Linked DNA regions of Mus musculus: regions 1, 2, 3, 4, 5 and 7 are each linked to region 6. A link is a loop called in an ENCODE intact Hi-C map of the cell type or tissue named here. Cell type or tissue: heart. All regions are shown on one strand. Region 1 overlaps Rgs6 (regulator of G-protein signaling 6). Region 2 overlaps Rgs6 (regulator of G-protein signaling 6). Region 3 has its middle 9.1 kb from the start of Rgs6. Region 4 holds the start of Rgs6 (regulator of G-protein signaling 6). Region 5 has its middle 30 kb from the start of Rgs6. Region 6 overlaps Rgs6 (regulator of G-protein signaling 6). Region 7 overlaps Rgs6 (regulator of G-protein signaling 6).

Region 1 (4,000 bases), 72 kb after region 6:
CCCACCTCTCCCCCGCCCCCCAATCCCCACCAGCAGCATCAGAGACATCTACAGGACACACATAACATGGTCATATGGTCGTTCATTGCCACTGTTGAACTTCAAACAGCCTCTTTATCAGGAAACAGAACTGGGAAAGGAAAGAAGAAAATCAGAACAAGGTCTTGAAGAGAGGACTTCCATGGGAATTCTCTGAAGTCAGGGAAACACTGGGCAGATGCTGTGTCAACATCACGCTTCTGTCGCTGAGCTTGGACCCCAGAGAAGGTCTCAGTACGCTGCAGTTCTCCTTACCTGATTTCATTATTTTCTTCTCTTCTTGTGTCCTTGAATCTCAGCAGATGAAGGGCAAATCTGCTGAGAAAGATGTGTGTCATGAGGGGTTGGGTGACTTTCAGCCGTCACACCATCCTGATAAGAAGCCTGGCTGGCGCCAACAAGGGGCAAGAGGACACTCCCATATCAAACCATGCCATTTAGCAAATGGCCAGTGGCGGGCTGAAATGATTGCAAGTTAATCTGTTTCCCATGCACTCACAGCCTCTGCCAAGCAGTGGTTCTGTCTGAGGTTCTGAAGGCAGGGCCCACTCTGGGAGTGGCTAACCCAGGTTCATCTCCCAGACATCTGCAGCAGACACCAGCTGAATGAGAGGTCTGAATGGGCTAAGATCCTGATACCTGGCATGAAGTCCAGCAAGATTTGTATTTTAATGAATAGTTGTGAAAATACTATTTGAAACCAGCATTCAGTGAGAACATGTCACAAATTGCATGCTTTTCCAAGTTTAAAGGCTAGCTCTCCCACCCCCTCCCTCAAGGAAGCCATACAACATGGCTAGTGTCCTTATCTTCCTAAAGAAGCAAGGAGCAACAGAGAATTGAGAAACTTGCTCGGTCAGGCTTTGAACTCTGGCTCTCTGGCTGCAGAGAAGGGGGACCAATAACCGTTGTGCAAGGCTGCCTACGTCGTAAGATCCTGATTACATGAGAACGCCAGAGTCCAAATCCTGTTTGGTGAGCATCACTATTTCAGCTGAGAGCAGATGCCCCACAGGCAGCCCCATGTGTATGTGTATCTACTCCTTAATTCAATCTGCCAACGTCTGCTTCCTGCTGGGTACTGGCCACTAAGGCTGGAACCAGATGCTCTGATGCAGATGAGCACTGCGGAGTATTTGGAGGCGGGGACTCTGCACCTATGAGATTCAGGAAGACCTGTCCAAGGAGACTGTCCCACATTTCCTTTGCAGTACTCCCTTGCATAGCATTTGGACCTTGGGTTCCCAGGATGCCCAAGGATGGCTTCTTCGTTAGCCAGTTCTCTCTGTGCATTTACGGTTGTGTTCTTCGAGTTGGTAATAACCCAAGCTTGACCCTGCCTGCCAGCAAGAATTAGCACCATTTCATATGGAGAAAGGCTGAAGATTTGGGGATCGAGATCTGCACAAACAGGAGAAAGAGGGGCCCTGCTCAGCAGTCTCCTTTCACTATGAACTACGACCTAGTTCCACTTTAATCACCAATTGTCACTCTCTCATATCTCCAGAAGCTTGGTGGTTCCTGCCTCTTCTCCCACTGTCACCTAACGTCTAAAACTTCTTTCCTGTCTACCCACATTTCTTCCTTTGTAACTTTTGGACATTCACAATTGACGTGGTAATTTTACCCATAGACCCAGAAGTTCCAGGAGCACTTGAAAACCCCTCACAAGTGACTATAACCACACTTTTCCCTTGACCTTCATTTCTGGCTTCTGGAAAATACTATAAATGACATCAAACAGACTTCAGATCTGTACCTTTCTAACCAAGAAGTTAAGTAGCCTTCAGAACATCAATGATAATTAATTTAAGTGAAATACAAAATCAATACCACTATCCTAGATTCCCAGTCTGTTTAGAAAGCAGCTCACCAACTCAAGCGGCTTTCAAAGACAACAGTGACCCCGTGTGGTGGTTTTGTGTATTGCATAGCAAGAAGGACTAAAAGTACAGAATGTGGGCAGAAGCAAAGCCCTCCTCGCTCAAACCTAAATCATTTCTACATTAAGCCAACAGGCTGTTTCTGCCAAAAAGATGGATGTGGCAAGATTCTTTTGTAAGATGGGACTTTTTTTTGAATTTGTGAAGAATCTCTTTTCTCCGTGAAGCCAGTCCAGGCAATGTGGGGAGCTCACATAATTTCCAGGGCTGGAGAGAGTCCATGAGAAGGGAAAGGGCTGGAGAGAGGAAGGAGCTACAGAAGGGGGCAGGCAGCACGGAGGGAAGGGGAAGAGCACAGTGGTCTGGGCGGCCTGGTACAGACAAGAAACGGGGTCACACTCATCTCGCAAACAAAATGTGATCGTCCGCATAGCCTATGCATACATGTTCACATGTATTCATGTGCACATACATGTGTGGACACACATGAACATGTATGCATACACTATGCAACACAAGGTCAACACAAGATGTTTTCCTTAATCGATATCCGCTTTATTTTGTGAAGCAAAGTTTTTCACTAAACCTAGAGCTCAAAGATGCCGCTAAATTAACCTGCTAGTAAGCTCTAGGAATCTCCCTGTGTCCGGGTCCCCAAAACTAGACTTACAGGTATGTACCAGGTATGTACCATACACCCATCCTTTATGTGGATGCTGGGAATTCACTCGGGTCTTCACGCTCGTGCAGCAAGCATTTTACTGAGCCATCTCTCCAACGCCCGGTAGTTTGCATTTTTCAAACTAGGTAAGAGGTGACACTGGTCCCTCATATCAAGGTACAGTGGCAAAGGAGAGCCACCCAAGAGCAGAATCCACAGTGAGCAGATTCCCGTTTCCCACTACAAGGGGACTTGGCTTGAAGTTGAGGCAATTTCTCTCTCCCAACTTTCAGCTGCCTGGGTGATGTCCCTCCAGAGGCCTCTACATCTGCCTGGCCTCCGGGGTTCAAGGGTTGACCAACACAGGGTTTGAGACCTAAAGCTGTGTGCCCCTTCTCAGAACCAGAGATGTTACAGTTTGGACATAAAATGTCCCCCTACCCCAGATTTAAACACTTGGTCCCCAGCTGCTGGCAGTTAGGAGATTGTAGACCCTTTGGGGTCTGGGTCCAGGCTGGGAGCAGAGGATCATGGGGAGGTGAGCCTTGAGAGCTATAATCACCTCTGGTTCTGATCTGAGACTGGTGTATCCTTTCTCTAGCCTGTCTGCCAAGGTGTGAGAATCCCAGGCTATATGTTTCCACTACTGTAACATGTCTTCCTGCCTGGTGAACCATGTGTATCCCTTGAAACCATAAACCAACATAAACCTCTTCCTAGAGTGTGTCTACCGGTTATGTTACTACAATAGCAAGGCAGCGGGAGTACAGTGGGGCTCTAAAGGGGAGAAAGTGGTCCTCACTGGTCCCTCTTGCTGATACCAAACTTTCTCTGAGTAGCCACCCTCTTGACGCTTCTACCCGCTCTCTGTGTGCTTAAGGGAGCAAGACTCCAATTCCTCATCTGGAAAATGGGACTGATACTTCCTAGAGAACTCACATAATCCTCACGAAACTCTTATATTATTGTACAGACTTACATGAGAGTTACACTTTGGTGTAAATAAGCATATGGGATGACATAAAGGTGTCTGATACTGTATTGTATATCATAATGGAGCAGCAGGGTAATCTAATAATTCTTTGTTACTATCTGCAATCCTGGAAAACCAAGCCTAAGGAAATGAGAAGTCTGAAGCCAAGCTTTGGGGATGTGGCCTTACAGGCTAGATAGAGTTGAACCAGTGAGAGAGCTAAGTCCTATGTTTCCTTTCGACAATGAATGAATGAATGCATGAGTGAATGAATGAATGAATGAGTGAATGAATGAATGAATGAATGAATGCTTAGTTCTTGGCCTATGAGCTGGCCCTGGAAATACAGAGCATCTCCTGTCCTAGGTAGAGTGACCTCAGCCCTCATTGGTGTTTGGAACAGGGAGTAGGGGTCCACCAATACCATGGTGTGTCCTCACCAGG
Region 2 (4,000 bases), 130 kb before region 6:
CTGGCCATCCTGGAACTTGCTCTGTAGATCAGGCTGTCCTTGAACTCAGAGAGATCTGCCTGCCTTTGCTTTCCAAGTGCTGGGATTAAAAGCCTATGCTACCACAGCCCAACAAAACTAATATTCTTAACCTTTCATCATGCCCTGGACTTATGGTATAGTTTCTACTGAGTTGAAGTTCACCCTTTTGTTGCCTCATCTACTCCCTTAACACAGAGGATTGGCAAGAGCTGTTTCTCTACCCACAAGGCAATTCTGCATCTATTTCTCCACTATCCAACAATCTCCTCTTAACCATAGCCTCTTCAGGGAAGTCCTTTGCTCCCAGACAGACAAGATTCCTCTATTATATACCTCATGTCACTCACTTTACTGGTAATTGAACAAAAATGGCCAAATGATTCAGGAAGGTCTGCTCTGCCAAGCCCATCAAGGCATGTTGCCTTCTCTTGCTATCCACCCTCTTATCCACCCTCTTCCCTGTTCTTAGCCTTATAGGGAATGCATGGGAAGTATCAACTGGGGCCATGAGGCATCCATCAGGCCTGCGGTTTCATTCTAGCACAGCATTTACGCCAAATAGGCTTCAATACATTAGGAATGAATGGAGAATGCAGTGTATAAGACTTAGAAGAGAGAGAGTTGGACTCCAAATCTCAAAAATAGAGCAAGTTCTCCAAGGGATATGGTTAGGTTTGTTGAAAGCGAGTAGAAAGCAAAACATGGGCTACAACTTTGCAAACTTTTGATTCAAGAGCAGCTAACTTTATATTAGTTTGCTTTCCCTTTGTTTTTGCCATTTATGATTCCAAACATTGTCAAATGGAAATTATTTAAAAAAATAAGATTAAGTGGGAAGACAGTAGCCTTATGAAATTGTGTACTTCAGACCAATTTGTTGTGGCTATATTTTTTTTCTCTGACTTTTGACAATGAAAAATTTCTAGACTAAAGCTCCTGGGAATTATGATGACCCTGTAAACATAAAATGATCCTGTATGTCTGGCCGTGGGCCACCATTCTTTAAAGCTATTCAGAAAAAAAATTTCCTAGTCTTTCCAATGTCTCAGTAACCTTGAAATCTTTTTGAAGATGAGTCTCCATTTTCATAGATCCCTGGGATTCTTCACTTTGAATCCTGTAAAAGTCCTATGCCTGAGCTGCTGCCTATAAATCTATCATTAGTGTAATAATAACTCTTATGGTGGGAATAAATTGTATCAATATTAAAACAAACATTTTGCTAACCTCCATATAACCTCCTGACCAAATGGTTGGGGCGGTCTCTTATGTATAATCCCATGGCAGAAACTGTTACAGGAAATATTAAAAAAAACAAAGAAGAACCAGCTCGTTCCAGCATTCGTGCTGCCAAATCTCTGCCATGGCGGCCTGGCCAGCCATGCACTGGGGGCAATGGCCAACCTGTTTTTATCTCATGGAGACTCTCTGGCCCGACACTCCCAAAATGTCTTCACCCAGCTCACTAAGTTCCCACTGGCGGGTCGTTACCATGCCAGTCCCATGCTTCCAAATCCTCCATGACCTTTGTGGTGCACATCAGGCAAACTCATGCTTTGCTGCTGTACCTTTCTCTCTTGAACCCAGAGGAGCCTCCACATGAGGAAAAATGCAACAAAAACTTAGTTCAGAAACAATGTTCACTCAACCTCTGGATACAACAACTAAAACCTAATCTTGTAAGCCTTATTAAAATCTGATTCCTCTTAGCGAATCCTTGTGGATCTGCCATGATACCAGGAAACTCTAGCAGCTAGATCTTGCCCATATGCTGTCCCCATTCCTAAAGGACCTAACTCTCTCCTGCTTCCTCTCTTCCCCCATCCAACCCAGAAGTCTCACCCACTCGCCCAGTGATTGGCTCCTTTATTCACCAGGGGACTGGTTCACAAGAAGCCACCTGAGTACATGACTCATTCTTCATTCCAGACAACCTCTCCCGGGAGAGCAGAATTAACATAAAAGTACAAGCAGCGCAAGCCATCCACAAGAAACAAATGTTCTTTAACCAGCAAATGAAGTACAAGAAATGAGTAGAAGAAAGAGCTAGCTTCCTCCTCCTTTTCATTGTGTATATCTCTAGGAGAAGTTTCCTTAATCATCATCTCTTGAGGTATATAATGGAGGAATCTTGTCTGTCTGGGAGCAAAGGACTTCCCTGAAGAGGCTATGTTTAAGGAGCAATCGTCGATTTGTTGAGAAATAGGTGTAGAATTGTCTTGTGGGTAGAGAAACAGCTCTTGGCAATCCTCTGTGTTAAGGGAATAGATGGGGCAACAAAAAGATTGTTCAAGGTCACCATGCTGGAGCCTATAAGACATGGGAAGAACATGGAATGAGAGCCAACTGCAGTGGGAGGTAGAGGATAACAACTGCTGGAGCTATTGTATTGTATTGTATTGTATTGTATTGTATTGTTTTGTATTGTATTGTTCAAGGCCATAGAGAGGTAAGAAATTATTGATGACCGGAAGTCCATTAGGACACACTGTAGTTCGGGTGCCAGGTGGCAAAGAGTTGGTGGATACAATGAGGAAAGGATGAGTAGGTGGAATTCAGAGCCATAAAGGAGGTAGGATCAATAGAATTGGAATCAGTTGAATTTATGGAGTAAGAGTGTTAACCCTACCTCCTGACTTCTCGTGGCTGTAGCATTCATCCAGAGAAAGCGGATATAAAATAAGGATCAGAGAAAAGACTGAGTTTTATTTAGAGCATATTGAATTTGAAGCACATCAGAGCGACATCATAAAGTTGCCATTTGTTACTCGGTCCAACAAATAAATGGATCTTAGGAAGATAGTATGGCTGGATGCTAGACATTCCAGATTTCTCATAATGTACAAGAAACTCACAAGCTATGGTTTTAAGTATTTTGCTCATGAAATTGTGATTTTGGCAGGCCTTGATGTGGACAGCTCTCTCTGCTTCTCTTGGCATTAGAGTGTGTATCTTGAAGACTAGGGTGAGATCACCAAAGCTTACTTACTGTTGTGTCCAGGATGGATGTTGGAGGATACTGAGATAGGGCTAGTGTCCTTTGCATGTGGATGCCTGGCTCCTTCAGAGCTCGGTAACTGTGATTCAGTGTAAGTTGTAGTGTGAGAGTTGCAGAGAGATTACGTCATCTTTGATGATGTAGATTCTGAAGTTACTAAGCCTCATTTCCATTGCATCCTACTCATCTGAGGTGAGTCACTTTGCTGGCTGTGTTCAGGAGAGCAACTGGAGTCTAAGTTTAAAAGTAATAATGAGTTCATGAATCCTTTGGGAATGTACTTTGATCATATTCATACCCACACCACCCCAACCCCTTCCAGATCCTTCCTCACCTCCCTACCCACCCAACTAAATGTGTTTGTTCTCTCTCCCTCCCTCTCTCCTCCCTCTTCCCTCCCTCTCCCTCCCTCCTTCTTTCCCTCGCTCCCTCTCTCTCTGTCTGTCCATTGGTCTGTCTGTCTCTTTCTTTAAGTCAAGTTTGTGCCAGCAGGCTCCTCTCAGGTCTGGCACCTGCCCTGAAGTGTGTTCAGTATGTCAGATATCACACCATATCAGAAAATTGACTTTCATTCTCCCAACAGCAAACAAATGCCAGTAGCCGCCACCCCCCCTCCCCAGCCCCCAGCTAAGGCTGGGACTTCATGCCCATATCCCCTTATCTATGCTGGGAGTTTGTCTGGCTTGAGCTTGTGCAGGTCTTAAGTGTGCTGTAAGTTTCCCGTGAATTCATATGTGCATCTGCTCTGTTGTGTCTTGAAGTCACCCTTCACCTCCAGCTGTTGCAATCTGTCTTCCTGCCCTCCCGCATGGTGCCATGACGACATCACATTTGGGACGGATCGTGGAGTCTTACCTGTTCATAGGAGGAGTGCCGAAGAGTCGGAGAAAGTGCCTTAGCACCATACACGGAGTCTCCATGGTCTGTGGTCAGATAAGAGAGCTGGCTGGAGGAAGATGTTTGGGTATAACTCGAGTGCCT
Region 3 (4,000 bases), 340 kb before region 6:
AGCTTTTAAACCCATATGTCAATGAGATGTGTGTGTGTGCATGCATGAGTGTGTGTGTGTGTGTGTGTGTGTGTGAGATGTTTAATGGACACATGAGTAGCATTTAATGTTTGAAACACTCTTACTAGGAATGCTTACTTGAAGGAGTTGCCTGAGGTTTCTAGAGTACCCTATCTAGAGTGGATATGTGGGGTGGAGAGATGGCTCAGCAGTTAAGAGGACACTCTCTGCTCTTGCAGAGAACTCAGGTTCAGTTCCCAGCACCCATGTCAGGAAGCTCGCAGCTGCCTGTAACTCCAGTTCCAGGGAATCTGGCATCTTTTGGCCTCTGCAGGTATTGCACTCACATACACCTATCACACACATACCCATAGAATGAAAAGTAAAAATAATAAAGTTTATATGAGTGTGGTATGGGTCAAAGTTCTTATATACACCTTCAACTATATATCCAACCAACATTGAAGGCTGTGTTAATTTTTGTGATGGTTTGAATGAGAATGGCCCAGACAGACTCATATGTCTCAGTGCTTGGTCCCCAGATGTTGGAACTGTTTTGTAAGGATTAGGCGGTGTGGCTTTGTTAGAGGAGGTGTGTCACAGGGGGTGGGCTTTGAGGTTTCAAAAGCCCATTCTATTTCAGTTATTTCTCTCTCTGCCTTGTGGTTGGTTGTTGTCTCAACATGGAAATTCTCAGCAACTGCTCCAGCATCATGCCTGCCTGTCTGCTGCCATGCTCCCCACCATGATGGTCATGGGATCACCCTCTGAAACTGTAAGCAAGCCCCCAACTAAGTGCTTTCTTTCGTAAGTTGTCTTGGTCATGGTGTCTCTTCACAGCACCAGAGTAATAACTAAGACAATTTCCATAAGATGAATATTATAGTTAGTTTTCTATTGATAAAATGAATGGCAGTACACTATATGTGGGTAAGCTAGATATGTAGCTGAGTGGTAGAGTTCTTGCCTAGCATATCTGAGGCTCTAAGTTCGGTTTCCAGTACCACAAACCAAATCAAAACAGAATGATTTGCAAATAAATGGAAAATTTGTACATGTAGTTCAGCCTTGCATAACTCGTTGTCCTGCTGTAGGCCAAGGCAATCCATAATGCCTCTTATTAATGCAGGCCTAGGAGATCCTTGTCTGTAGAGTAGAGAGGAGGAGCCTGTGGTCCTGATTGATCTGCACCATCAACAGAACATCTGCGAGGCAGGCTCATAGCATTATCCAGACCAAAGAGTCTAGCAAGGGATCTACTTTTGGTAGCTGTTGTGTTTATTTCTTAAAAGGAGAAGAGTTATCATGTCAACAATGAGGAAGAGCTAAGACTAAGAACAGTGAGGAGAGGGCTAGGTTAGGGTGGCTGATGAATTAAATGTGTGTGATGGAGCCTAGGTCAATTGAAGAAGAGGCAGGAAACAGACTTTTGGAAAATAGGTCAGAACACAGAGAAATGGGAATAAGAAAGTATTTTGTGTTAATTGAAAAGACCTCAAAAGCTTTTCTGATAATTCTTTCTTGTAAAAATAATAAGATCTACTCAGGGCATTTCTGGTTAAAGCATTTTATACACTGTCTGCTCATGTGTACATAAAACCTAATGGAAGCCTTTGGGTCTTGCTGGAAGTCAGGCTAAAATACATCAATGCCCAGGCAATGCTTTTTTATATGCCCCAAAAGTATAGACAACAAAAGCAAAAACTAGACAAATGGAATTATACCAAACTAAAAAGCTTCTTACAGTTAGGGGAGCAATCAGTAGAGCAAGTGAGGCAACAATTCTGAGAGAGAGGGAGATGGGGGAGAGGGAGAGGGAGATGGGGGAGAGGAAGAGGGAGATGGGGGAGAGGGAGAGGGAGATGGGGGAGAGGGAGATGGGGGAGAGGGAGAGGGAGATGGGGGAGAGGGAGAGGGAGAGGGAGAGGGAGAGGGAGGAGAGGGAGAGGGAGAGGGAGAGGGAGAGGGAGAGGGAGAGGGAGAGGGAGAGGGAGAGGGAGAGGGAGAGGGAGAGGGAGAGGGAGAGGGAGAGGGAGAGGGAGAGGGAGAGGGAGAGGGAGAGGGAGCGATTGCAAAATAGATTGGGAAAGAGGCCAGTGTCCAAAATACACACAGAACCAACTCAATAGCAAGAAAACAAATAGAGCCATTGAAAAGTAAACAAAGTACCTGACTGGCTATTCCTCCAAAGAATATATCAAGATTACCAGTAGAAATATGAAAAAAAATAACACCATTAGCTGTCAGAGAAATGCAAATGCCATCCATCCAGAGATACCATATCACCCAGTTACAATGGGTGTTATCTCAATGGCAAAAGTGAGAGGTGTTGGCAAGGATGTGGAGGAAAGGAAGTTGCTGTACCCAATTGATGGGAATGCAAATTAGCACGGTACAGTAGGGGCTGGGTGTAGTGGCACATACCTATAATTCCTAGCACTCAGGAGGTTGAAACACGAGGACTATCTCCTCTGAGCATTAACCCAGAAGATATGAAATTGGTAGGTCAAAAATATGTATATGTGTGTCTGTATGTATGTTCATTGCCACAACAGCCAAGACACAGAAACAAATTAAGTCTCCATCAACAAATGAGTGGATAGAAAATATGATTTATCTATGCAGCAAAGTATTATCCCTCCTGAACAAACAAAAAGATTTAGGGCTGGGGGAAAAGTGGTTAAAGCGCTTGGTATACAAACATGGTATCTGAAGTTTCAGTTTCCAGAAGCCATGTAAAGACGAGCATGACAGTTCACCTGTAATCCCAATCACTGATGGTAGAATCAGGATCCACAGAGCAAGCCAGCTTTGACTAGCGATTGAGAGACCCTGCCTCAATGAATAAGGGGGAAGAACAGTTGAGGATGATCTCTGACATTAACTTCATGTTTCCATGTGAACAAGCACCCATGTGCATGTACCCCTTACATGTGCACACACACACAATGAAACACACATGTGTAACAGGTGCAACACAGTACACATACAAAACTGGAAAAAAAGGGGGGGGGGAGAAGAGAAAGAGTCTCTCATTTGTAGTAACACAGTATTATGCCAAATATAACAAGTCAGACAATTACACACATAACGTGGGCTAAATATGGACTCTGAAAAATATCGATTCTGGAGACTAAGAGGTGAGCAGTAGAGAGATGCTGGCCAGAGGGTACAAAGCATGTTTATAGGAGATAAAATGATCTCTCTGCGTGTGGTGTGCATAGTACATGTATATGAGTGTGCCACTGTGCATGTATGACGGAGCCAGAGGGGGATGTTGGCTTTCCTCTACCCATCTCTGCCTCATTCCTTTGAGACAGGGTCTCTCACTGAACCCGAATGTCACTTATCTTCCAGCTAGCCTGTCAAGTCCCCACGGCCATTGTCTCTCTGTTCTCTATGGAATTAGAAGGAGACATGTAGCTGTGACTGGCTTTTAACATCGGTGCTGGGGGTCCAAGTGCAGGTCTTCGTCATTACAAAGCAAGCATCTTTCCCCACTGAGCCATCTACCCAACAGTTGCAAGATATAATTAAACAAACGTTAGTTCCCAATTCCCAGCTTAGTGCCTCTTACGAGAACTCTAATAGTGATGTTATCAGAATGACCCTGGGACACTTATATGGGGTCATCTCCATGTTTGCTCATATGTGACTTAACACATGTCAAGATTCTCCCACAAGTTTACATTCTAATTTGTTCTCTGTAGAGAAAGTCACGGCCACAGGAAATCCTCTAAGTTCAATCGCATGTATTTTATATCCTTTGGCCTCTCCTAGTCACACCCATTTTATATCTATCTCATCAACTCTTCCTACTTGATTTGCTAGACCTAATGGCTGGAGACATAGGTCTGTCCTCAAGCAAGCCTGCTCTATCTCACAGTCTCTGCTGTGGTAGCTGGCTCTGCCTTTTCCCCCTTATTTTAAGGTATGATCACTGTTGTCAACAGAACATCATCTTGTGCCGGGCTGGATTCCTATCAAGGCTGACATCCTT
Region 4 (4,000 bases), 330 kb before region 6:
CATCTTTTCCAGAGGTGCTGAATTTGGTTCCAAGAACCCTCATTCTGGCTCACAACCAGCTCTAACTCTGGTCCCAGGGGATCTGTCACCTCTTCTGGCCTCCAGCTGGTATTGCACACACAGGGTACACATACATGCAGGCAAAACATCCATACACATAAAATTAAATGAAGACAAAGTCTTTGTTGTTCATCTTGGCGAAGAGAACAATTATACCTCAGTGTATCTTTTTAAGCCATCTCTTCTGAAGTCATATTGAATTACAAAACACATTACACGAGCAGGTGGACAGACTAGTTCGTTTGTTCACTTTATTTGGGTGTTCCTAGTTTCCAACCATCTGTGAATAAGTAACAAATGACTGTGTATTAGGCACTTTCTCTTCCCAGTGGCAAAATACTGGAGACAAACAATTTACAAGAAGGAAAGACTTCTTTTGGCGTCAAGTTTCAGAGATTTTTAGCCTATGGTTTTTTGGTCTTGTGCTTCAAGCTACTGTCTTGGAGGATGCTGGTAGGAGACCTGTATACTGCGTGGAGACTGAGGGAGGAGCTAGTCTCATCATACACCCTTCAGTGGGACCCCTCCATGGACCCAGCTTCCTTCTACTGGGTCCCACCTCTGACTTAAAGTGCTTACCCCTACCAATAGGGCACACACAGGGTTCCTAGGCACATCTTATCTCCAACTTACACTCACTGACCCCTTCAGACTTCAGAGTACAGTTCCTAAAAACAGGTCACTCTTAGTGTGGCTAGCACACTAGCTTTATGTGAGGAAACAACACAGACATGTCTATTTTCTTGAATCAGTATATTATAGAAATCCATGGTTATAGGTGTTATTTACAGGGGTTGGATCCTACCCAAGGCCACCTTCTGAGTTAGCAGCCTTGTCCTCGGGCCTCGCTCAATCAGAAGCCATCTTTAACAATCTGCCATTTTAGAAGAATGGATTTACATTCAGAAGAATCTATTTACCTTTAACTGATGTTCTTTGTTATTTGCATATTTATGCACAGCAGTGTTGACAAACATGCATATTGCCAAGGAAACTTTAAATTTTCACCCCCAGAGCCATAAAGATGAAGAGTCCAGATCATTCATCCCCAATGACTTGGAGTAATTTATTTATTTTTTTCTGTGATTAATACACTAAAGTATAAATTACTGATTTATTATTGGTGTTGGTAACATTGACATACATACACATCTACTGGTAACTATTTAGTACCAACCACCTTGTCCTACCTCCAACTACAGTTCCCTAAAATAATTTGAGACAGGCCTTCATGTAGTCCAGTGTGACTCACGGACTCCCTAAGTAGCCAAAGCTGGCCTCGAACTTCTGTTCTTTCTGCTTCCAGCCCCTGAGTATTACAGGTGGATACCATCTCTGTCGGGGTTTACTCAGTGCTGGGGAAAGCACTATATTAGGTGAGCTACATCTGCAACCCAGTCATAAGTCATCAAAAATCACGTTTCAGGACTCTCAGGTTAAAATGTCCATTCAAGTTACCCTTGTTCATTTGAATGTCAAAGCTTCTCTTCTTGCCCAAGGATATTGTGCATAGTTTCCCCCTTAGATTCCCTTTTGTATTGTTTCAAGATAGTATCAACCACAAAGCGCTCCCAACGCTGTGTGGTGTAAACGTTGAATAAATAAAACCACGAGATTAGCAACAATATCTCTGACGAACGCACTGGCTCATTTTAATTTAGAGGGCGCCAGCCCCACGTCAGTGAGGGATTCAAAAGCTACCGGGACAGCACCTCAGGCCAGAATCGTGAGCACCTTGGCGCCACTAAAGTTTCAGTACACGGTCATCCTGGCAGCAAGGAGAGGAGCCTTGGCTTGTTTAACACAGTCCCTCAGTTTTCTAGGTAGCTGCTCGGTTGCCTGGAATCTGCAGATTATTTTTTTCCTCGCTTGCTGCACAGGGCCTGATCCGTACCCCGGGCGGCGCCGGGACAGGTGAGCCTGGCGGCGGCGACCTAAGAACGTGCTCAGGTGTCAGGGTCCCGCTCATAGCGCGTGGCTCAGGCCAGGTGCGGGCGCCCAGGTGCGCGGCGCGAGGCTGCAGCTGCTCTGGGTCCCCGACAGCGGGCGCCGCTGCGGCAGCGGCCGAGCCGAGCGCCTGGGCTGCGCGACTCCGGGCAGCTCCTTGGCGATCGGCCCCCACCGGGTGGCCAAGAACTCCGCCCGGGGGCGCCCCGGGGTCCCTGTTGCTGCGGGCGCCGAGGGGGCGGTTCCGGTCCGGACCAGCGAGGGGCGAGGGAAACACCCCGGGAGCCCCGCGCCCTGGCACCATGAGACCCGCCGCGCCTCCTCCCGGGTCCGGAGCTGTACAGTGTGCTCGCTGAGCCCCCTGCGGTCGCCGCCTCGTAGAGTGGCACCAAGAAGGTGGAAGAGGAGGAGAAGGCGACACTCGGGAGAGCAGTGCCCGGACAGATTTGGCCGCTCCTCCACCCCCCGAGAGCTGGCGACTCCCGGGTTCCCCAGCCTTATCATGAGCCGGGCGCCAGCCGGGCTTTAGGAGAAACTGAGACGCCGGAGCGAGTCGAGACAATTCTTTGGTTGCTAAGGTAATTGTAGTTGGACAAAAAAGGGACAAGAAAAGAACCCGGAGGAAAAGGAATGGAAGCCGCACCCGCGCCCCGATCTGTGTGGCTTGCATTCCTCGGGGGTGGGCGCTTGTCCATTTCGGATGCGTGACAGGTGCGGGTGTGTGTCTGCAGTTTGGGACTGTGCAGGGCGAGCTTACGTAAGTGACTCGGCGAGCTGGCATGCGGACTTGTGTGGGATGGGTGCAGGTCTGCGTGGAAATCGCCTTCCCGGCTTTGGGGTGGGACGCGCTCCGAGCCTGGGCCTGGAGGGCGTGCGGGGCCCCGAAGGCTTTCTCTTCTTCCCAGCCATCCGCTCGGAGAGCGCAGGTGGGGGAATCTACCTCCAGCAACTTTTCCTGAGAATAAGCTCCCGATTTGTGGGTTGAAAGGGCGAGGCTCCGTGGTGAGGTGAGGACCGCAGGGGCGGGTGGTGAGGTCTGAGGCTTGGGAGTTGCTTTCACAGACGGTAGGTATAGGCTTTTCTGAGCAGGTCAGGCTGCTTAAAAAGTGTGATGAGGGAAGTGACCCAGAAAATTTAAATTTGTTCAGAGGAAAAGCTGCGGGTTTTCATTCTTTTTTAATTTGACAAAGTGGGTGCGTTTTCTCTCTCACGGAGACAGTGGCATTTCTAAGTCTGCAAATAAATTGAACATGTTTTGAATCTCGTTGGTTTGGAATTATTCTCGCAGCATCAGTGCCTGCTTAGAAACTGGACCTGTAGGTAAGTTCTGATAAAAGCCCTTTAGCAGCCCTAAAGGAAAACTTGAAAGGCAACCAGGAGGAGGTTAAAGCCCACCATTTCATCTTTTTCTCTCCAGGGAGAATGGGAGAGTAAGACCTGGGTTGGTGTTTATCAGGCTGTTAGAGGATGGGTTGCCAGTATGTGCGCGATGCGTCGAAGCCCTTTGCTGTCCGAGGATAGTACACTATAAACAAGGCTCCCACAAGTCAGTTTCACAACTAGGTAGATGGGCAATTGTGTGGAGTTGGATCTGGGCTGCCTGAAAGTTTCTGTGACTTCTATATTTATTCTTGCTCTGAACTTACTTTGCATTAGAAGGGACGTATCCCTTCAAAGTGGAGAACAGAGGGAAACAGGACAGTTCCCACAGACACACCTTTGTAAGCCAAAGCCTTTATGCACGGGTACTGCAGAGATGATAAATTGTTTGAGTTCTTTCGCTGCTAGGGCTGTTAATCTAAATCGTGTAGCTACCGAGGTGATCTTGGGCACTGTAAGCTCCAGTGTGGGGAAAGCTTCCTTCCACTAACTCCTTCCTTCCCTAAAGCAGCTGTAGAGTTTAGAAATGTCAGCTGTCGGGAGGTATTCCGGTGAAGGTGTTTTTCTTTCCATAGTCTTAACTTTGCTCTTCATTCACCTTCTGAAATTTCAG
Region 5 (4,000 bases), 360 kb before region 6:
CACTGGAACATGGCCATTGGCCTTGTGCCCTGGGCATCCTTACCCTTCTCCCCCATTTATTCACTGAGCAAGTGTCAGATGAATCAGCTCAAAATTTAACTCTTTGCCCTTTGGAAATTTGGACTTACATTCTCCCATCTAAGTACTAACTAACTGGGGCCCAACCTTGCTTGCCTTCTGAGATATAACAGGATCCGTGCATTCAAGGCGGTATGGCTGTAGATAAACTTAACTTCTCTCTTTCTTCCGTGGTTTTAGAAGGGCTATAGATTTACAAAAATTCAGCACAAATCAGAGATCAGAACCATATATTTGACCAGAACATCACTAACTAGTTAAACATGTCCCTCTTTCCCCCTCTTCTCTTAGAGAAAGGAGGATTTCGACATGGCCTGCTCTTCTCTTGTAGGGTAAACTTATCTGTCTTATGTCATTCCATGCCAGTGTCGCATCTGGGCCATTAAACAAATACTTCAAAGGATTTCTTTAATTTTAGTGGGGTCATTGATAGGTATGCAAATAAGAACTCCCAGGGGAAAAAGCTGTGATTACAAAGGTTGATTGGCTGAACTAAATGATGTAGAGAAGTTGGAATGTAGCCAGTCTAGAGTCACAATATCTTAGGAGGCTGGGTGGTAGTGGCAGCACATACCTTTAATTCTAGCACTTGGGAGGTAGAGGCAGGCAGATCTCTGTAAGTTCAGGGCTAGCCTTGTCTACAGAGCGAGTTCCAGGGCAGCCTGGGCTATACAGAGAAACCCTATCTTCAAAAGCAAAAAATATCTTGTGGGTATCTTTTACCCACTTAACAGCAACTTATTGTCCTCCTCTTTATGTGATTTAATGTCTTTGTGACAATTAGGTAAATTCCTTGGGACTTACAAGCAGACAATTTCAAATAACCAAGGAGCTGAGAATATCCACACATAGCATCTAAGGCCAATAGCAAAATTTTGCTGTCTCCTATAACTGTCTACCTGATACACCCATCCATGTAGTCAAAACTGCTGTTTTATGGCCTTCTTTGTTCTGTTTCTAAAAAAGCCCATGGGATTGCTACATCATTAGAACACGGCATTTGGGGAACCTCGGATCTGTGCTTTCTAACCACACTCACAATTTGACTTCAGAATAAACCGTCTCTTTAATGTGAGGACTGTTTCTTTGGCTGACAGTTTTGATACTCGAGGCTGAAGGAGGAGTAAGAACATAGGCACAGGAGCTAACTTGGAAAAATAATAAGCCTTTCCCATGCCCTGTGACCTCAAAATAGTAGCTCCCTTCTGGCAGCTCTCTGAACCCTGATCTGACCCTGTTCCCATGCCTGCCGTGAGGAAGCTGGCTTTCCTGTCACTTGCCGGCAGACAAATGTCACAACGTTTGTAGATTTCTCATGGAGCTCTGCATATCCCTACGGCAATCACCAACTAAAAAACACTTAAGAAAGTTCAAGATTGTGACAATAATAGCTCATTCTTCACAGGGTGGGCTGGATCTCCCAGCTGCTGATGGCTGCTACTCCTTTAGCGCAGGTGGCCGGGGCGCTGTCTGTCCAGCAGAGGGCACAGGCCCACCTCATCCCCAAACAAAGGACTGGTTCCTATGGTTGAGGGAGGAAAGGTCTCTTCCCCTTGTCTCTGGTCCCTCTGCTGTCCTGTGCCTGGTTTGTAACTGTTCTCTTTGCCTTGGATTTCTTGAGATTTCGGTTGGGAGGTGAGCCTTTGATGCCTGGGTTGCCTCTCTAGCTCATCCTTCAGTTTTCTTAAAGCTTCATGGATAAAGTTACATCCAGGCTCCTCCTGTATCATTCCCCATCCTCCACTCCGCTCTTCTTCCACAAATCTCCAGGATACAAGAGACCACCCCAGATTCATCTGGATTGAACTATTAAAAGATAAGCATTTCAACCCAATTAAAAAAAAAACAATATTTGATCTCTTTGGTTTTGTGTTTCTGTAATTAAAAAGTTGTATGTATGTATGTGTGTATGTATGTATGTATGTATGTATGTATGTATGTATGCATGTATGTATGTATGTATTTGTGTATGTGTGTGCGTGTGCATATCACAGTACATGTGTGGAAGTCAGAGGACCACTTGTGGCAGTGATTTCTCTCACCTCATCACGTGGGTTCTGAGCTCAAGCTTAGGCCTCAGGCTTAGCAGCAAGCAGAGTTACCCCCTGAGTCTTCCTGCTGGTCCTTTGGGTCTCATGTAGCTCAGACTGGCCACAGATCTCTACGTAGCTCAGGATGACCTTGACCTCCTGAGAGACTCAGTCTCTCAAGTGCTGGAATTACAGGCATGAGCCATTATACCCAGTAAGTCGTTTCGTTTCGCTTGGGAGACCAGGTGGAATTCATCAGGGTACCTGCTCTCCGGGAAGCAGTTTATAATGACAAGCATCACACTAATGAAATCCCACAGTTCTAGGGAGTAAATGTTATGTATGGACATTGTCAACCAAAGGACTGAGGCCTGGCCAGTGTAGGGCCAGGAATCAGTTCACAGGGCAAGACTGGGGGTGGGAGGGGAGTGTTCCCAACGGCTTGGCTTAGCTATGCTAATTTTTCCTTTGTGAAACTAGGACATGCAGACACCACCACCTACCCTCTCCTGTAAGCCAAGTCCTGCCATACTGTAGCAGTGTACAGTACAGGTTGCATATTGGCTAATACCTCCTCGTGATGTGAGATCTCCTCTTCCCTCAGAAATCTTTAAGATTAGACACCTTGCTTTGTCTGTCAGAACCGAAGGGTCTTCCTTCAGACCCCTACTGTACTGTTTGCTGCTGTGTTAATACATCTCTTGACTCAGGATCTCCCCACCCCTACCGCTGCTCCCACCCAAACCTCACAAGTCATACAAGCCTTAAATAATTTTTGTCTGGAGATTAGCCCTGCTCCCTCTATGACTACTGGACATTTCAAGAATGCCAGGCAGCATATTGGGTACTGAGCATGCACAAACAGATGTAGCCTACTGCTCTCATGGGCTGCTCTCTGGAGAGTTAATCCCGTTAATCAATTAATCATTGACCAAATGTGCAAATGCAGCCCAGATCTGTCCTGCAGAGGAGAGGATGGAAGCAGACAGATGAAGGGATTTGGACTTGTTTGTGACATTGGGAGTGAGCATCCTTTTTGAAAACATTGAGGTCTGAACCATCAGTCAGAATTGGGCAAAGGGATGGCCTTGCATGCATGGAGATCAGAAGATTCCTGGGGCATGGTCGGCAGAAGGTACTAGAAGACCTGAGTAGGAACGGGAAGTCCCCAGGGAGGGAGGGGGACTGAAGAAGCTTGGGAACAGCTCAGGAAGGTCCTTGCTGTGGCTCTGGCAAGGATGTGGTCTTTCTAGGAGCCACAGAAAGTGGCTGAACAAGTTCAATGCATGGTGGCAATGATGGTGATGGTGGGGTATGGTTGTTTTGGTGACACTGTGATGTGGGGAGGGTGGAGAGGCGAGAAGAGCAGGAAGGAGGGTAAAAAAAATGACAAGAGGGTTGAGTCAAGTTGGCAGTAGTGCAGGCCAGAGGGACTTACAGTTGAAATCGGAACTAGGCATAGCGGCACACACCTGGGAGCCAGCACTCAGAAAGTGGAGGCAAGGGGGTGAAGTCAGCCTAGGTCATACAGAAAATCAAAGAAAAAAAAAGGTAAAAGAGAAAGAAAAAGGAGGCGCGGCAGCTTGAAATCCACAAAGCCTGTTTGCACAGGAATCACCCATCCATCCATCGTCACCTTCAAGCCTCCTCGAGTGTAAATGTGACAGGAGCCTGAAGGTGGCAGGTCCACTGATGCGTGCGGGAGCAGAGCAACGCTCAGTTATGTTTATCCGAGCAAACATCCCTGGTGCTGGACCCCAAGGAGCCTTTTCCAGCCCTCCTGCATCTTCAGCATGAGCAGGCACTGAAGATGAAGCTGGGGTGGTGGTGGTGCGGGGGGGGGGGGGGTGGTGGTGGGGGCTGGGGAAGGCAGGCGTCCAGGTTATTTTTAG
Region 6 (4,000 bases):
AGAAAAATCTAGTTAGGCAGATGTTTCTCTGATGACAAGGAGTATAAACACGACCCTAATGACTGCATTTGTTGAAAGTTACTGGTCGCTCCTGTCAGGACTGTTGCTTTTACTGTCAGTCTTCAGGCTGTATTAAAAAAAAAAATCAAGCATGAAGAGAATTGGCATTTAAAATGTGTTTACTCTTCACCGTCAAGACAAATGGAACCTTTCACTCAAAGTTGAACGAGAAGTCTGATTTGGTGTGGGAAATCACAAAGAACTGGGAATTGACAAATCTGTGGAAGGTCCATCTCATAAAATCCATTAAGAGAGTAGGAGAGATTTTCTTGCCAAGGGTCCTATAGCCGCACAAAATCTATGACTGGACTGCTTTGAAATCATGAGTGTTCTTACACAATAAACTTCAGGAAACCATTCACGGTTGGGCTCATTCTCAGGACAAAAACATCCTTTCTATCCCGTCCCTGGTCCAGTGTTTGATACAATTACTTAGTTTTCCAACCGTTTCCCCGACTCTCACACTTCCGATGCTCTATTATATTTGAACTTAGAAGGTGGTAATTTTTTGACTTCTGTTTTTATTCTTACTGGCTCAACTCCTTTCCTCATTGTTCAGTTTAATGTGTTTGAAAACTGCCTTGAACTGGCCCTTGTGAGGAAAACACCTTCACTGAGGCTCAACTGAGGGCATTCATGCCCTCCCAGGTCCTCTTTCTAGTTGATATTTTGAAGGTTGGTCAGAACAGTCCTTGCATTGCTCACAGTGTTACTATATCCACTATAGAAGCCCAGGGCTGGGGAGATCTAGGTATTCCGTGGAAGAAGATACGTTTAGTTAGAAATTGGCCCTCAGCCGGGCGGTGGTGTCACACGCCTTTAATCCCAGCACTTGGGAGGCAGAGGCAGGCAGATTTCTGAGTTCGAGGCCAACCTGGTCTACAAAGTGAGTTCCAGGACAGCCATGGCTATACAGAGAAACCCTGTCTCGAAAAAGAAGAAGAAGAAGAAGGAGGAGGAGGAGGAGGAGGAGGAGGAGGAGGAAAGGAAGGAAGGAAGGAAGGAAGGAAGGAAGGAAGGAAGGAAGGAAGAAAGAAAGAAAGAAAGAAAGAAAGAAAGAAAGAAAGAAAGAAAGAAAGAAAGAAAGAAAGAAAGAAAGAAAGAAAGAGAAAAAGAAATTGGCCCTCACCGATACTTTTAGGACGCCTTCAGTTTGAACTTAACCTTCCCAGAGCGTCACATGAGTTCATTGGAAGCAACTACATTCACCTGTAAAATCACCATAGCTGGATGGATGGTTTGTAGCTTCCAAGTGTGTGGAAAAGGGAGAAAATTTTGAACCTCAGCTATGTCAAAGGCAGAAAGTTCTGCCGCAGGCCCTGTGCAGAATGTGGGGAGCCTCTGTGTCCAAGGAAAAAGACATGGGCAAGAGGGCAGTTATGGTGAACACTCCTCTAACTTCTGCTCTTTACCAGGTGACCACAAATTCTTCAACCCAGCCCCTATTCTCTTCACCCAAGTCCTTGCTCAACCCCCGGCCCCCAGCCAGGCTGAGGCCAATCCACTCGCAGGTGACATCTTACCAGACTGCATTACCTGTGTTGTGATGGCCAGGCCCACAATTGTTAGTGAGCTCCCTGCGTTGGCCTCCACAGCCCTGTTCTTCTGTCAGCAGGCAGGCTATGGTGGCAGCTGTTCGTCCCTCACTTATCCTGTCCTTTCCCTCTTCCCATATAAGAGAATGTAACTACATTGTCATTTGTTTGTATGCCATCTGCTTTGTATTAAAAGTCTAAGCAGAATTTCTTGCCCACTAGATTTAGAGTTTTCACAAACGAGGTCTGTGTCTTATTCCTCTTCGTAACCCTGTGACCCCCCCCCCAGAGTTATCTATCTGAAGCCAGTGTTGAGAAGTATTCGCTGAACAATCTCTACTTTCCGTGGCCACAAATAAGGGCAGCGTGACACCCACACCTCCCACTACCAAGGAGACAAAAGGAATAGCAAAAAGAAAAAAGAAAGAAGGAGGAGGAAGAAGAGGAAGAGGGGGAGGAGGAGGAAGAGAAGGAGGAAGAAAAGGGAGAGGAGGAGGAGGAGGAGGAGGAGGCTGCAAAACCCAGGCGAGCAGAACGATGACATTAAAAATGGCTGAGATTCTGAAAATCGCCCAAATCTAGAGTCTAGAAAGTGAGTAGGTCCTGCCAACAAGGCAGATCTTTCCCTTCTGTGTTGAGCGGACTTCTTTTCCCACCAGATTGTTTTAACGGTGCCCTCTGCAGGCCATTTTCAAAACTGCAGCATTTGCCTCCTTTAAAGCTCACCTCTTGGCTTAGGGATCCTCTCTGAATAAATAGTTGACTTCTAAATTTACCTGAATGCAGTTACATCAGGAGGATGTTTCCTTAGTGAAATTCTCTCAGAACCCTTCCCACTATTACAGATAAAGGGGAGAAAACTGTTTCAGTGAGTACAGGCATACACCATATCTCCTCTCATGTTTGTAGATGTATAGCTTGTTATATTATTATGTATATTCTATACACATTTCAAATATTGTATACATGTATCTGTAATATTTATCATAACATATATGTGTGTGTACATATATGTTTGAAGAAAACAGACTTATCAGGAGGCATTAGCTTGTACAGTTATAGAGACCAACAAATCCCAAGGTCTGCAATGTAAGTCTGCAAGCTTAAGACATAAGAGAGCTGGCAGTGTGAATCCAAGGCCTGGAAAAGTAGAACTGAAGCTTCAAATGCAGTGTAAATATGTGTGTTCAGGACACAGGATGGGCTGATGTGCATCTGGAGGAAGGAGTTTTTCCCTCTTCCTTTTCCCAGCTTCTTTATGCTCTTAATGAATGGGGTCTCCATAGTGGTAGTTATCAAAAGCACTATATAATAATAAGGAGGACAATATGCCCTGACTCAGTCTACCCAGTCAAATGTTTACCTCCTCCCAGAAATAGCCTCCCAGATGCACCAGAATAATGTTCAAACAGCTGGGTGCCTGTGTCCAGCCAAGCTTGGTACCTAACGCTAACTCTCGCCATTCGTTTACAAACAGGTGTCCAGCGCTCACAGTTGTGGCTTGTTTTCAAAAGTAGGTTCTAGGTCTGTGTTAGTGTCCGCCAGTCTGTAGCCACAGCAGAGCACAGACACTGAGTGGGAGCACATCACTTAGGACCATTTTCTCACAGCAAGTAGAAACTCATTCACTCTCTCAGCCTAATGGAGGAGCGTCTGAAACCGGTTTCATTGAGTTCCGCTCAAACACGATCTGTGTAAATGGGAGGGGAATGGCTTGACTTTCTTGGCTCATCAATAAGGACAACCTTGGATCTACCTGTCACTCAAAGCAGTAGTGCCGCATAGCTCAAGCATCACCGCAGTAGCCTGGGCCCGGGACTGGGACTGGGAGTGGTTGGTGGGAACAACCCAACAGAGATGTCCATCAGGTAACTGGTCCACAAAAGCAGAATCCTCTGAAGAGTAAAGCTCCCTGGTTAGGGGTCTATCAGACATTGTTGGAGTTTGGATAGAAAATATCCTCCTTCCCCTAAAAAGGTTCATGTGGTGAGGCCTGAGGGTTTGGACATGAGCTGATACAGTTATTTTGGAAAGTTCTGGAATGTTTAGGGGGAGGGAGCTACCAGGAGGAAGTGACTCACTGAGAGGCAGGTCTTTAGGGACATATTGTCCCTGGCGCTTTAGCCTCCTCTATGGGCTTCCTATATACCACAAAAACTCCCAACCACCATAGCGTTCTGTCCAAACACAGGGCCAAGCAACTGTGGCCCGAGACCTCTGAAATCAGGAGCCTAAGTAAACCCTTCCTTGCCTTCAAGTCGTCTATGTTGTGTGTTTACAGCAATCACAGTGACTGTAGAGTCCTCCTTTTCTTTTCTCAGCCACGACCTTAAACTGTTCAGTTCAAGATAACCTTGAACTTCTGACCCTCCTGCAGGATCACAAGCACATGCCAGCTTGTCTGA
Region 7 (4,000 bases), 250 kb before region 6:
TGGTAGCCAAACACTGACTTAGCCTAAGTACCTCCCCTTTCCCCTCTCCCTTCAGTACTTCTGGCCTCTCCCAGGATGAACGGTCTTAACCTCACTGCGCTGTTTTCTGTGCTGCCAGTTGGACAGGTCCGGGGCTCCATACTGTGGAGGGAGACCTCTCCAGCTGGCTGGGCTTAGCTCTGTCTCAGAGGGGGCCACACTTATTAATCTCTGTGACTCTGCTTGATCCCCTCATTTTTCTTCCTTTTGCTGGCAAGTCACAGACTGTTCTCCGAGGTTCGGTGCCGCCCAGCTGCCTTCCTCCTTTTGCTAGTTTCTGGAGATACTCACCTATAAATACTAATGTTTATGGAGTCAGCCTCAAGTTTCTAGGCTCTGTGCAAAGTGTGCCGATAATAACAACTGGTGTTTATTAAGCAGCTACTGTGTGCCAGCAACTGTTTTAGGTACAGGGATGGGAAGCAAGCAGCACACAGCCATCCCCCTTGCAGGCAGTCTATCAACCCATCAGCAAACAAGCAGATGGTGCCAAGGAGTGACATGGGATCTGAGGAGGAGAGGAGGCCTGGCTGGAAAGTGTCTTTGGGGGCTGGGGCTTCCGGGTGATAGTTTATCTCGGGAAGGGATATTGGGAGAGCACATTTGGGGATGCAGGTGAAAAGTCAGAGCAGTTGCTTCTTCTAAGCTCACACCTGCTTCCTATCCCAGCTCATGCCCCCATCTACCCTAGCTCACACTACATCTATCCTGGCTCACGCCCCATATCCTTTCTTTCTTTCCTCCATGCCAGTCTGTGACTCCAGCCTCCACATTCCACTGGAAAGGGTGGCTTCCCTGTTTGAGGGCAATTTCAACTTTAGAGGATGCCCTTGGCCCCCAAGTACCCATGGCTCTCACTGTATCAACCCATCTTTCTCATTGGTACCCTTAGTGTTCTTATTATACCCGTGATCTTACCTGCTGAGAAAACTTGGACACCTTGAAGAGAACAACTTTCCTAAGCAGTGGACTTAGGACACAGAAACTCATTTCATGAGCACTCGCCAGGGCTCCAAACCCATTCGCTAGAGCTCCTTCTTCTAAATTGCCTCCAGCTACGCAAGAAAGCCAATTTCCTTTTTTTAATAGCTGCGACTCATTTTCGGATTCACAATGGCATGAACCCTGTCCAGACGCCCGTCTGAGTCATTATTAGGGACTCTATTTAAAATGTGGCTATTTCCTTACATTAGTCAGATCATCCCCACAGATTAAAAGGAGTGGGTTCACTAGAATGTGTCACAGGATGTCGAAATCAGAGTTCTGATGAGAGTGGGGGTCCCTTGTGTCTTGACCACCCACCTGCTTCTTTGAGGGAGGAAAGGAGAGCGTAAGAGTGAGAGGAGACGCCTTCAGAGGGGGTTAAAACTCCAGTGAAAATAAAGAATGCAGGGCCCCTGTCATTTTAGGTTTCCTTGGGGAAAGACCTAGCAAGACAGTTGATTTAAAACTGGAAAGGGCCCTGGTTGGCAATGACTGGGAAGATTGATGACAGCGGTGGGAGGAATAAGGTAGAAAGGAGAGCCATTTGTGCTAATAATTCTTCTCAGGCAAAAGAGGGGCTTTAATAGAAGGCTGGGATACCAAGGATGTGGTCCAAGTTAGACCTTACTCTTCTGTCTTCTTGGCTCAGTTGCGCTGGCGATAAGCTCTCTGCATCCTGCCACCGAGTCTTATCTTACTGGTGTCTCTGTACCTCCCACACTCTCTGGCCCATGATAAGGGCTCAGGAGAATTTTGTTGAATGAATGTAAAGTGTGGTAGTTGGAGAGGTGGAAAGTTTTGGCAAAGTGCGTGTTGTCATTTCTGGTAGTGACCACCAGGTGGTGCCTTCCTAGAGCAGGAGCAAATGAGGCCCTGACTATGGCAGATGGGAGAGACAAACTGTTCTCCTACGTGTCCATCAGGGTCCATCACAGGTTGACTGTGCATAGAGAACTCAGCTGTGTGACAGGCACCAACTGTTCTTATTTAGGTCAAATTTACAGGCACACAGTATTCTTACAGAAGGCTTTCCTTTAGGGCTATATTCTTGGAAGTGAATTCTAGCTAGGCTAGCTGGGTGGATTCCTTGTGAGCCATTGCTGGTCCTCCAAGATGGCACATACCTTGTTGTTTCTCTGCTTTCTCTGAAACTCCTCCCAAAACCACGTGCAGATTTGTGCCCAGCTCTCGGTGTCTCGGGGTTAAGTATCTGGTAGCCCTGTGGATTTCGGGTCCGTGTCTGTGGTTTCTAAGTGGAATTCTCAGGGTAGGCCCACAAAGGAGTGAAGATAAACCAGCTTGGCAGGTTTACTCAGCTTTTCAAGAGAAGCAGAGACCAAGTGGGTGACACAGAGAGGGCCCTGGTCCAGGGCTCCGTGCCCATAGGCCATAGAGTAATCTGCATCACAGTTTATGAATAATGCAGCCTAATGTGGCCCAGGCAGTGGGATCCAGGGACCACAATCTAAAGAAATTCAGGTAATGCGAAGCCAAGTCATATAGATATGGAATCCTGCTGTTCACTTTAGAGTTAGAAGATTCGCTCAGCTCTCAGCCATTCTCGAAGAACTGCAAAAGATTAAATACTTAGCCCAAGGCTTCTCGGCACTCAGAAAACTAATGGAAGGTGATGGAGATTCAGAATGCCCAGATCGGGGACAGTGATGCTGGAGAGAGCACACGTGTCCTTCCCTAAGCACATCTGGTAGGAAGGACACTGAGAGAAGGTGGGTTAAGTCTACATAGAACTGGAGCACTATCGCTTTGCCAGGATGAGAAGAGGCAAAGGAGCAGAGTGGCTGGACTTTTCCTTGAACCAGTAAGAGCCACCTTCCCCGTGTGGTTGAGACCAGTGTGTGAGCATCTCCTTCAACACTGCTATGCCACTATCTCTGCATGTTAGGCTCAGGTCTTTGTTAGGTGAACACCGAATTGTACAGGGTTAATCAAATGAATAGATCTGTAGTGACATTTTTAGTAATTATAGAATTTTGATTTCTTTTTTTGAATTTTTTTAATTAGGTATTTATTTCATTTACATTTCCAATGCTATCCCAAAAGCCCCCCATACCCTCCCCCACCTACTCCCCCACCCACTCACTCCCACTTCTTGGCCCTGGCATTCCCCTGTACTGAGACATATAAAGCTTGCACGACCAAGGGGCCTCTCTTTCCACTGATGGCCGACTAGGCCATCTTCTGATACATATGCAGCTACAGACACGAGCTCCACACGAGCTCCAGGGGGTACTGATTAGATCATATTGTTGTTCCACCTATAGGGTTGCAGATCCCCCCACCTCCTTGGGTACTTTCTCTAGCTCTTCCATTGGGGGCCCTGTGATCCATCCAATAGCTGACTGTGAGCATCCACTTCTGTGTTTGCTAGGCCCTGGCATAGTCTCACAAGAGACAGCTATATCAGGGTCCTTTCAGCAAAATCTTGCTAGTGTATGCAATGGTGTCAACGTTTGGAGGCTGATTATGGGATGGATCTCTGGGTATGGCAGTCTCTAGATGGTCCATCCTTTCGTCTCAGCCCAAACTTTGTCTCTGTAACTCCTTCCATGGGTGTTTTGTTCCCAATTCTAAGAAGGGGCAAAGTATCCACACTTTGGTCTTCTTCATTCTTCTTGAGTTTCATGTGTTTCTCAAATTGTATCTTATATCTTGGGTATTCTAAGTTTCTGGGCTAATATCCACTTATCAGAGAGTACATATCATGTGAGTTCTTTTGTGAATGTGTTACCTCACTCAGGATGATGCTCTCCAGTTCCATCCATTTGCCTAGGAATTTCATAAATTCATTCTTTTTAATAGCTGAGTAGTATTCCCTTGTGTAAATGTACCACACTTTCTGTATCCATTCCTCTGTTGAGGTGCATCTGGGTTCTTTCCAGCTTCTGGCTATTATAAATAAGGCTGCTATGAACATAGTGGAGCCTGTGTCCTTCTTACCAGTTGAAACATCTTCTGG

What was found. A loop is a pair of places that touch in the nucleus more often than their neighbours do. Peaks named below come from ENCODE experiments on the same cell type or tissue, not always from the same donor. Only the 100,000 strongest peaks of a DNase experiment are listed, where the experiment ranks them.
Region 1: it touches region 6 in a loop (6-fold over the local background); 7 of 42 quality-filtered maps call a loop at or near these places.
Region 2: a loop joins it to region 6, with 2.1 times the contacts of the local background. A loop is called at or near these places in 2 of 42 quality-filtered maps.
Region 3: a loop joins it to region 6, with 2.7 times the contacts of the local background. A loop is called at or near these places in 12 of 42 quality-filtered maps.
Region 4: it touches region 6 in a loop (3.0-fold over the local background); 12 of 42 quality-filtered maps call a loop at or near these places.
Region 5: it touches region 6 in a loop (2.1-fold over the local background); 2 of 42 quality-filtered maps call a loop at or near these places.
Region 7: it touches region 6 in a loop (7-fold over the local background); 13 of 42 quality-filtered maps call a loop at or near these places.

The regions. Positions count from the first base shown.
Region 1 is chr12:83,016,264-83,020,263 of GRCm38, forward strand. The region is part of intron 3 of Rgs6 (regulator of G-protein signaling 6); the gene reads left to right. Among named protein-coding and RNA genes, the nearest start is that of Gm31308, 14 kb to the left of the region's middle. In heart, a CTCF peak has its summit at 1,955; no DNase peak of the experiment used is centred here; H3K27ac peaks cover 1,289 bases.
Region 2 is chr12:82,812,998-82,816,997 of GRCm38, forward strand. All of the region lies in intron 2 of Rgs6 (regulator of G-protein signaling 6), which reads left to right. Among named protein-coding and RNA genes, the nearest start is that of Gm22149, 43 kb to the left of the region's middle. In heart, no CTCF peak of the experiment used is centred here; no DNase peak of the experiment used is centred here.
Region 3 is chr12:82,605,861-82,609,860 of GRCm38, forward strand. No RefSeq gene overlaps it. Among named protein-coding and RNA genes, the nearest start is that of Rgs6, 9.1 kb to the right of the region's middle. In heart, no CTCF peak of the experiment used is centred here; no DNase peak of the experiment used is centred here.
Region 4 is chr12:82,614,799-82,618,798 of GRCm38, forward strand. It overlaps Rgs6 (regulator of G-protein signaling 6), which reads left to right and starts at 2,127. Exons shown (of 17, transcript NM_015812.4): 1 at 2,127-2,585. In heart, a CTCF peak has its summit at 2,097; no DNase peak of the experiment used is centred here; H3K4me3 peaks cover 2,418 bases; H3K27ac peaks cover 1,413 bases.
Region 5 is chr12:82,585,237-82,589,236 of GRCm38, forward strand. No RefSeq gene overlaps it. Among named protein-coding and RNA genes, the nearest start is that of Rgs6, 30 kb to the right of the region's middle. In heart, a CTCF peak has its summit at 1,556 (motif pointing right); no DNase peak of the experiment used is centred here; H3K4me3 peaks cover 395 bases; H3K27ac peaks cover 759 bases.
Region 6 is chr12:82,944,450-82,948,449 of GRCm38, forward strand. The region is part of intron 2 of Rgs6 (regulator of G-protein signaling 6); the gene reads left to right. Among named protein-coding and RNA genes, the nearest start is that of 1700085C21Rik, 7.3 kb to the left of the region's middle. In heart, a CTCF peak has its summit at 2,282 (motif pointing left); a DNase peak (open chromatin) is centred at 2,242; H3K27ac peaks cover 1,005 bases.
Region 7 is chr12:82,699,236-82,703,235 of GRCm38, forward strand. All of the region lies in intron 2 of Rgs6 (regulator of G-protein signaling 6), which reads left to right. Among named protein-coding and RNA genes, the nearest start is that of Gm22149, 71 kb to the right of the region's middle. In heart, a CTCF peak has its summit at 1,856 (motif pointing right); no DNase peak of the experiment used is centred here; H3K27ac peaks cover 573 bases.